Linked DNA regions of Homo sapiens: region 2 is linked to region 1. Evidence: chromatin loops called from intact Hi-C (ENCODE). Cell type or tissue: psoas muscle. All regions are shown on one strand.

Region 1 (5,000 bases):
TGGGGCTGTAAGAGTGCTCTGTGTCTGACTGGGTAGAGATGTTTGCTGACTGTGCCCACTCAGTACATTTTGTTGACTCTGTTAAAAATAAAGAGATTTTATAGACAGATTAACTGAAAATAATTATTTGGGAAGTATGCTAGAATTCATCATTCTAACAATATGACAATATGACAGAGAAAGAAGTGGCAGGATATATTACTCTGGGGGAAATATAACCACAAAGGAATGACTCGTGGTAACTGAGAATGAATTAGTCTTGAATATCTTGCTGGAAGGCAAGCTATGACTTTAGAAAGGAGTGTGATTGTAATAGAGATGATATAAAATATACTCAAAGAATTTCTGTTAAATGCCCAAAGTGAATGACTAATTAGTGGGCATTTTTCTATTTTTCATTTAAATCCTTGGGATTTACAGTCACAGATCTACAGTAATTACCAACATTTTCTGGAATATTCAATAAACCATTATGCCCCCTCCCCCAACAGTCTATTCTGCACATATGGGAACAGGCTTCCTGGTCAGCCTCTTGAGCAAGTCATACCTTTTAAACACAGAAATAGTCTAAGTTACAAGAACTTGGTATAACTACTAGACTACATCTTTAAACAGATTGTGACATATTTTAAAGCTCAGCCAGGCGCAGTGGCTCACACCTGTAATCCCAGCACTTTGGGAGGCTGAGGTGGGCGATCACCTGAGGTCAGGAGTTTGAGATCAGCCAGGCCAACATGGTGAAACCCCATCTCTACTAAAAATATGAAAATCAGCCTGGCATGGTGGTGGGTGCCTATAATCCCAGCTACTCGGGAGGTTGGGGCAGGAGAATCGCTTCAACCCAGGAGGCGGAGGTTGCAGTAATCTAAGGTCACGCCATTGCACTCCAGCCTGGGCAACAGGAGCAAAACTCCGTCTCAAAAAAAAAAAAAGAAAAAAAAAAGCTGAAAATATTTGATACTAACATGATTTGCACAAAATATTTTAATAATCACTCTCAATACTATACTTTCTAAATACTATTAAATTTTGAAATGATATTTTATCATTAGAGCTTTATTTCTGCTTCAGCAATAGTGTGCCTTCCAACCACTGATCACTCCATAGCCCGCTGTGCTCAGTAACATTACCTGAGTTGATGTACTCTGTAAAGTCTGTTGTTGTATCATGTGCTGAGTTGTGCCAATGTGTCCAGTATTCATTCCACTTTGAATCTGGTTAGTAGGAACAACTTGGCCTTGCATATTTATAGGTGCAAGTTGCTGGATATTAGATGAATTTCCAGAAGAAAGTTGAACGGAACCAAAATTCAACCCAGGATTTGATTGTTGCAAAAACATCTTTAAAAATAAAGATTATGTTAAAATGAGCTTTGTAGATTGAAAAGAAGAATGAGCATTAAAAAGAAGGCAAAATCAAGCTACAAAGTATGTTTAAAAAGCAAGTAACAAGGCTAAGTCACTTTGAAGAATTAGCAATAAATAAGTAGTGAATAAAATATGAAACTTTATATTCAATCTTTCAGTTATCTTGTTTCCAATTGTTAGAAAAAGTGTAACTAGTGTTAGTCTGTGGATTGACAGCTCTGTATCACTTATCATTTATAATTTATAACATCACACAGAAGTAGTTTTCACTCCAAGTTTCCCTTTACCAAAGTCATAGTCTCCTAGAGTGGTCCTGCTGGTTGGTCATATAAGACTAATTTGAATCATACATACTGGTATCTTAATAAAAATATTACTGATGATTGATTTATAAATTCTGTACCCAAGATGTACCTAAAACTTTATGTAAAATATAATTTTTATATTATGGATTCAAACTTACTAAAATTTGGACTGGTAAAAAAAGATGACTGGAGAAACAAGGATGTTGACAGAAATACCCTCAGAAACAAATTATCTTTAGAGACTGTAAGTATAATCATACTGAGTAGGTAACCAGTGAATATTTATTGAACTGAATTGATAAAACGTATCTCTTGCATCTCACTTTTAATTAAGAAAAGTTAATTTTCCTAGAAATCCAAAATGTGAATGGGATGCTTTGTTTGTATTCAAATATAACAATTACCTGCAGCCCCTGACCATGGACCATCTGAAGTTGTTCTTGAATTTTTCTTAGTTCTTCTTGTTGCCGATGAATATTTGCTTCTATCATGCGTGTCCGTTGTTCCAATTGGTCTTTCAGATGTTGCATGGCTCCTAATTGAGCTGAAAACTGAAACTGAAGTACCATGTACGGAAAAAGTGTAATATATTTTAGAATTACTTACTCCTTATAATTGCACAACATGAAAAGTAAGCAGTATAACATGAGTGAAGGATGATAACATCCTTCACTAGTTATGTCCCTTAGTTTCTAATCCACCCATCTTTGCTCTGCTTTGTAATATTGGACCTGGACCTTCAAAATATTTCTCCTTTGCCAGCAGGCACAAAGTTATCCACATCAGTAGGTGGTGCTGGAGGGACACTGCCAAGAAAGTGCTCAACTCCTGGTTCTGGTGCTTCTTGCTCTTATGTCAGGGTGCCAACGGGAAGCTTTTAATATTTTCTCAACCACGTTTAACATATGATATGGTCTGGTTATTGTTAATTTCTGAAATCAAAGTTGTGTGCCCTGAAATGTAATTTAGTATCCCAAATACAAACTATTGAAGATAGAGTTAAAAAGCTTTGGATGGGAAGGACATTTCTCACTTTTACATACACCTGCCCCGGCAGGTGGCTTTCCAGCAAGTCTCAATGACATCCTAGTGGGCAGCTTCCCTGCAAGCTTTACCAGTACCCCAGCTGATGGCTTCCAGCTCTCTACCTCTAATCTGTGGCATGTCAGTGAACTTCTCTATTATCCAGTTGCTATAGCCACATTTGCCCCAAGAAGATCTGCATCTTAGCCTGGCATGGGGGAAGAGGAGGTTAGGAGCTTGTGGGGAGTCTTCTAAGTATGTTCCTTCCTTGGGTACTCTCCATCTACCTTACAGCTAGTGGTTGCTCTCTGCATCTGCTATTTCTATATTCTTTTTTTTTTTTTTTTTTTTTTTTTTGAGACAGGATCTCACTCTGTCACCCAGGCTGGAAAGCAGTGGTGCGATCATGGCTCTCTACAGCCTTAACTTTCTGGGTTCAAGAGCTCCTCCCATCTCAGCCTCCCCAGTGGCTGGGACTACAGGCATGCACCACCACACCTGGCTAACATAAAAATGTATTTTCTTGTAAAAATAGGGTCTTGCTATGTTGCCCATGCTGGTCTTGAACTCATTGGCTCAAGAAGTCCTCCTACTTCGGCCTTCCAAAGTGCTAAGAATACAGGCATGAGCCACCACACCCAGCTTTATTCCTATATTCTTTAGGTTCTCTTTACTTCTTTTAGGAGTTAATCCGTGTTACCAGTTAATAATTTTTTATATTATTCCTGTTCAAATTTCTGGTATGCTTCTGGCTTCTGACTGGATACTTGACTGATTACACATACACCCTGGATTTACAAGACCTGAGCTCATATTGTGGCTACCACTTACTGGAAAAAAATTTAACTTCTTTTTTTTTTTTTTTTTTTTGAGACAGAGTCACCCAAGCTGGAATGCAGTGGTGTGATCACAGCTTATTGCAGCCTCAACCACCCAGGCTCAAGCAATCCTCCCACTTCAGCCTCTCAAGTGGCTGGGACTACAGGCATATGCCACCATGCCCGGCTAATGTTTTTTTTAAGAGATGGGGTCTCACTATGTTGCCTAGTCTGTTGTAGAACTCCTGAGCTCAGGCAATCCTCCCACAAGCCACCATGCCCAGCCTTATTTAACTTCTTAGCTTCATTTTTACCCCTTAACAAAGGAAAAAGTAGTCTGCACCTGGAGTTAATTTGTATCAATTTCTGTCATCCCTAGAATGCCCTCTATGTGTACATGAGTAGAATTACCCAAAGTTGCAAAAATCTGACAGATAACCAATAATATTTTCACTTTTATCTTCAATGGAAACTATCCTCAGATAAGTATAGAACATGGGCTTTTAAAGACTAGGCAAGTATGAATGAATAAACGCATACATGAATGAAAATAAAATTATATTTTCAATCTTATTTCTCTGTTTTACTTGAGTCATGAGCAGCTCCTATTTTCTTCTGCTTATAATTTACCCACATTTGGTGATTCATCTCTTAAGTCTATACAGGCTCTTTAATTATTCCCATGAATTTTCAGTATATGATACAGTATAAGAGCAGAAAGAGTTTCACTTTATTGGAAGGAAATCTGTCTTAAAGTAGCCTCTTACAGTGAACTGTATGTAAAAGTGAGAAATGTCCTCCCCATCCAAAGCTTTTTAACTCTATCTTCAATAGTTTGTATTTGGGATACTAAATTACATTTCAGGGCACACAACTTTGATTTCAGAAATTAACAATAACCAGACCATATCATATGTTAAACGTGGTTGAGAAAATATTAAAAATTTAGTACCTCAACTCCCTCAAGTTTTTTTTTTTGTTTTTTTTTAAATATTAGTCAAAATGTTATAATTATGGCCGGGCATGGTGGCTCACAGCTGTAATCCCAGGACTTTGGGAGGCCGAGGTGGGCAGAATGCTTGAGTCCAGGAGTTTGAGACCAGCCTGGGCAACATGGCAAAACCCTGTCTCTACTAAAAATATAAAAACTAGCCGGGTGTGGTGGCATGTGCCTGTAGTCCCAGCTACTCGGGAGACTGAGGCGGGATCGCCTGAGCTCAGGAAGCAGAGGTTGCAGTAAGCCGAGATTGCGCCACTGCACTCCAGCCTGGGTGACAGGGTGAGGCGTCGTCTCAAAAAAAAATTAAAAAGTTACATTTATGTCATACAAATGTTATTTTATTATAACTAAAGTTATTTGTACCTTTGGACAAGCATTATATTGATAGCAATATAGCACTTAAAGGATTTCTATCAAGTACAAAAGAAAATAGTAACAAACACAGAAGGTAGGATAACAGGAAGTAAAACCACAGACCTAAGAGGCA
Region 2 (5,000 bases), 430 kb after region 1:
AAAATTGGGGGAATATCTCGTTCATCAAGAAATACTGCCTGAAAACAATGGATTTTTACTTTATTTTCACTTTGCAATATTCTAAAACAATTGTATTTACTATATTTTATTTCCAATTAGTTTACTCAGGCCCTCCTTCAACTCTATAACAGGTCCTACTTTCTTTCGGTTCCTGTGAGTACATCAAATTTGGCTCAAGCTTCTCTGATTCTGTTTTTTTTTTTCTATAAAGTTTGCTAAACTTAACAGCAGCCGAATCTTTACAGATTATAACTTACTGATTTAAGCTACCTGTTAACCACATTCGTAGCAGTTTTTAAATGTCCCATAGTAGAGACTATTTTGGCCAAAAAAGCATTTAATCTCATTCTGCTTGCTTTTCTTTCTGTCATTTTTTCACTCCATTTAGTAATAAATAGTAATATTACTCCTTCATTTAGTAATAGTAGTAATATTAATCCTTCATTTATTTAGTATTGCCAGGTGATTGAGGTACATACCAGACATTAACTTGGGATAAATGAGAGACCAATCCTGTCCTCTAGTAGTTCACAGTCTAGGGAAGCGAGACAAACAAATAATATACTCAAGAGGGATAAATGTTATGACAGCGAGACTGTGGGAGTGTAAAGGAAGACCACCTAACTAAAAGCACGGTAGGGGGGAATCAGAGAGATTCCCTTAACATTCCACTTGACTGAAAAGTGTCGAGAAAAAAGTAAGCTTAAATGTCACATAGGAAATACTAATTCATGTTTTTGTTAGGTACTTACTTCAATAACATCTATTTCTATACAATTCCTTAGTTTTTAAAAATGACACTGTTGACAATTATGTTATCCACATTTGTTAGATAGTATTGAAAATACCAGCCAGTAAACAATAGTCTTTTCTGTACCCTTAACTGTTTGTTGTAACATGCAGTTATTTATGATTTTGCTTCTTGCCTTGTAAACTAATGGCCTCGTTTAAAATGAATGCTTCCCATTTCTGAAAAGCTGATATGTGTTATTACATGTGAGTGATGCATGTTAAAAATCAGAACGCTGCGACAACCTGGGGTGTGCCAAAAACGGTGGAAGAAGATATCCCACACATAAGAAAGATTTTCTTAGTGTTGCATTCAGTGCATCAGGTCACCTAGCAAAATTGTTGAGAAACATGGGTATTTCTATTCCTGGTAGGGAGACAAGCTGGGAAAATTGATTAAAATAATATGGTACACCTCTTTGGCAATCACAGAATTTTCATTGTATGCTTATTATGTACTCACTGTCTACCATATATAAGAATAAGCAATAGTTCCTACCCTCAAGATGCTTGTAAGAAGGAATTAAAACTAATGTACTTACTCTTTGTAAGGAGTTAAGACTAATGTACATTAGCAATGTATGTAATAAATTGCTAATTGTAGAACTGTGGACTGTAAGTGCTAAAAAGGTTTAATCAAAAGTGAGTTTATTGAGAATTTAAGGAGTGAGATATGGAAGGAATTGCAGATAAGGTAGGACTTGAACGAGTCCATGCAATACAGTTTATAGCAAATGTATAGTTACAACATTTACAAATATTGTACTGAAGAATCCAGTGAAAATAATCTATTCACAATATAACAGTAATTTCAAAGCATTGATTCTCAGTCTTTTTAAAATTCACAAATTAGTAAAATTAAAAGAAATAAAATTCGGAGACTGACCAAATCACCAATTTTTTTATTTTACCAAATAAAGACCTTTAAAAAGAAATACTATTATCCACTTTCATTATCTTTTCATTTTAAAAATGACATTTTGGCACTAAAAGAATAAGAATTTCCTTTCCGATTTTAAAAATTAATACATTTACCCTTATGAAGGACTCACTTCTTTCATTGTACTTTTTCTTATTGCTATAGGCCAGGAAAAACATCTTGCATTTGGGAATGACTGATCCAGAGCATGCTATCTGTAATGCAACTTTCCTATTAATACTTCTGTGTTATCTATACTTAAGTGAAACTTGAAGTGTATTTTAATATAATAATCACTGTAATATAATATGAGAGTAATGTTACATAAAGAGTAGTTAGCTTCTTTTAGATCTTTCAGATCTTACACACTCAACTTCCCCTGAAATTATAGGCTCTTGCCCATAATTTTTACATTTACTAGGGATTTCTGTATCTAGAAAGATCAAGAATGAGAATCTGGTCAGTTTACACTAATTAGGATTATGATATTGAAAACAGTCAAATTAAGGCTAATGAAATTGAGGAAATATTTGCATAAAGAATATGTCCTTTAAAAAATTGTTTTGGTTGTTTTTTGAAAGATTTATTTTGATAACTACTCTCTGCCTTTTGTTTCCCCCTTTGGTTCTACAGAGACCTCATGATTCTATCTACTTTTGCCTTTAGCAACATGATGAGACTGATTATGTACATAACTTAGAGAAAATGAAAATAAACTGAAATGCACTGAACTAAAAGTACAACCAGGAAAAAACTGAAGTTGTGGAACTTTTTACCATATGCTTAAGTTTAGAAATTTTTCTCTCAACATACATATACAGAAACAAGCTATAATAAAATAAAACCTGTATTGCAGACCACCAGCATTCAATTTCTTTTACAAAAATTGTTTCCTTAAGCATATTTGTAAACACGGATTGATGATCTCTGGTTAAAAGCTTAGAAAGACTTGTGATTAAGATCTATTTTTGTGAGGTTTGTTGGAACTTTGCTCAGATTTTTTTTTTAAGAAAAGAATAAGTAAGTATGCCATAACAGAAAGAAGGAGTTCCAAATCTTGAAAATTTATTCAAATTTTGACCCCAATGTATCATTTCTTTAAAAAAGTCACTATAGCAAAGTGCTTAAGAGTGCAGACACTAGAGCCAAACTTCCTGGGTTCAAAATCCTGACTCTCCTACCTCCTAGCTGGGTTACCTTGAACAAGTTAATTGACATTTGTGCCTGAGTAAACAGTAGTAGAAGAACATAGACAATAATTTTGAGTCTTGAATCATTGAGAAAAATTAATGAGGAAGATTGTTTTGGATAACGATACATTGTTACTAATAAAAACTATTTGGTAAACATTTGTATGATATAAGTCTGTCAAATATTCTTCCCCTTTAATCAGCGTGACCAATTAAGGCACATAGTTTAGGCCAGGCGCAGTGGCTCACACCTGTAATTCCAGCACTTTGGGAGGCTGAAGTGGGCCAATAACTTGAGCCCAGGAGTTTGGGGGCAACCTGGGCAGCATAGTAAGACTCCATCTCTATTAATAAAAATAAATTTTTAAAAAATAAAACACAATTTGGAGACATTTATAGACCTAAAACTATAATATCTATATCTGGCTAGTATCTAATACATGTGATGCTGTAGAATCCTGATTATCCTTCTGGCATCTTGGTTAGAAAACATTTCTGTAATAGAATGTTTATATTGACCTTTGGCAACATAGAAATAGATAATAGTCCAATGGTAATGCCTGTGTATTTTACTTAATATTATTGATTTTGTTCATCTTTATTGTTAGCCCTTACAGAAAAGATATGGTAGCCCAGGCATTCTAAAAATACAGAATTGTTCCATTCTTCAACACTTTAGCTCTTAGTCCTCATTGATTCTTTTGGAAGATGTGATTGTTTTATATTCAGGTAGCCACCCAGAAAAGAATATCCACATAGGTCTACGCTCCGTTATCCAGAATTCTGGGGGTCAGGAGTGTTTTTAGAATGTTTCAGATTTTAGAAAAGCAATACAGTATATATACTGTATATTATATAATCACTCCAAGCACATGTTTTTGCAACAAAAAATATGAATAGTCACTCTAAGCACTATAAATAGGCCCATGTCAGTTCAGGTCACATTTTACCATCAAAATTGTTTTGGTGCCAAGCTTAGTCTGAGTTTTCAGAGCTTTTTGGCTGTCAGAATTACAGAAAGGGATTATGGACCTATTAATATACCTTGTGTATAACATCTGTGGTAGCTGTGAACTTCTGTTGCCCCTGTGTTCTAGTTCTTGTTATTTTGAACTGGTCAGTTTCATTTTGTGATATTTTTCTGCCATCTCTAGTTCAGTTTCCCAAGTTAACCTAAGTAGATATCAGTAAGATGAATCTGAGAAGTGTATTGGTTGTTTTCTACCATTTTATATGTAATTTCTGTATAATGGGTCCTTTTTTCTTTTTAATTTCCATTTTAAATTGGGATATATTCTCACATGAAGAAAATTTTCCAACAGACTGATTTGAAAACATTTATGAAGAAGGGACATGGATAATGATGTGGGTTTTTGTACTTGGCATGTCTTATACTCCCATCTTTCTTTCTCAGTTACCAAGGAACTCCTCATTTCCTCTAGGCCAGAAATGTTTCCTTCTGAATAGTCTGTATTTAAAAGAAAATTTTTTAAAATTCATAACCACTAGGTTATTTTGTGTATATAGTACAGTATATAAATTAGGTGAAAGAAATCCCTTTTAACTTAAAAGAATTTAAATTCAGGACGCTTATTTAGCTAATGTGTACCAACTAGTATGATACACATTCATAATTAGCTTTAGGTAACCTTATCAGGAAATGAGTTAACTAGCTCCAAAACTCTAGCAGTCTGTGTAATTTTAATACAGTTTTCACAAAATGCTGACAAATAACTTCTGGCTATCTAGGCAAATTAGATTGAGTGAAAATTACATCAAATAAATCTGTCTTGGTTTGCCTTTTGCTTGTTGTTGGGAAATTGTATTTTCAATTTGAATCTGCTCCAAGACAGAAGTAAGACTCAGATGACCAAGGTTCCAATTCCAAGCTCTAAGACTTTATATTCTACTTTTTTTTATCTGTTGTTTTAAATATTACAAACTCTAATGGGAATACCATAAATGTAGACTGTTTTGAATGATTTCTCTATTTGTGTTTCTTAATTCAAGCTATATCAAGAAGGTCATTTGCTTGGTAAATTGTGAAATATGGTATGAGAGAGACAAGCTTCATTAAAACG

The links. A loop is a pair of places that touch in the nucleus more often than their neighbours do. Peaks named below come from ENCODE experiments on the same cell type or tissue, not always from the same donor. Only the 100,000 strongest peaks of a DNase experiment are listed, where the experiment ranks them.
Region 2: it touches region 1 in a loop (3-fold over the local background); 16 of 110 quality-filtered maps call a loop at or near these places.

What each region holds. Positions count from the first base shown.
Region 1 is chr4:55,442,557-55,447,556 of GRCh38, forward strand. It overlaps CLOCK (clock circadian regulator), which reads right to left. Exons shown (of 23, transcript NM_004898.4): 19 at 2,077-2,229; 20 at 1,131-1,340; 21 at 1-78. It also overlaps a transcript of TMEM165 not described here. Among named protein-coding and RNA genes, the nearest start is that of TMEM165, 49 kb to the left of the region's middle. In psoas muscle, no CTCF peak of the experiment used is centred here; no DNase peak of the experiment used is centred here.
Region 2 is chr4:55,872,635-55,877,634 of GRCh38, forward strand. All of the region lies in intron 8 of EXOC1 (exocyst complex component 1), which reads left to right. Among named protein-coding and RNA genes, the nearest start is that of EXOC1, 21 kb to the left of the region's middle. In psoas muscle, no CTCF peak of the experiment used is centred here; no DNase peak of the experiment used is centred here; H3K27ac peaks cover 1,213 bases.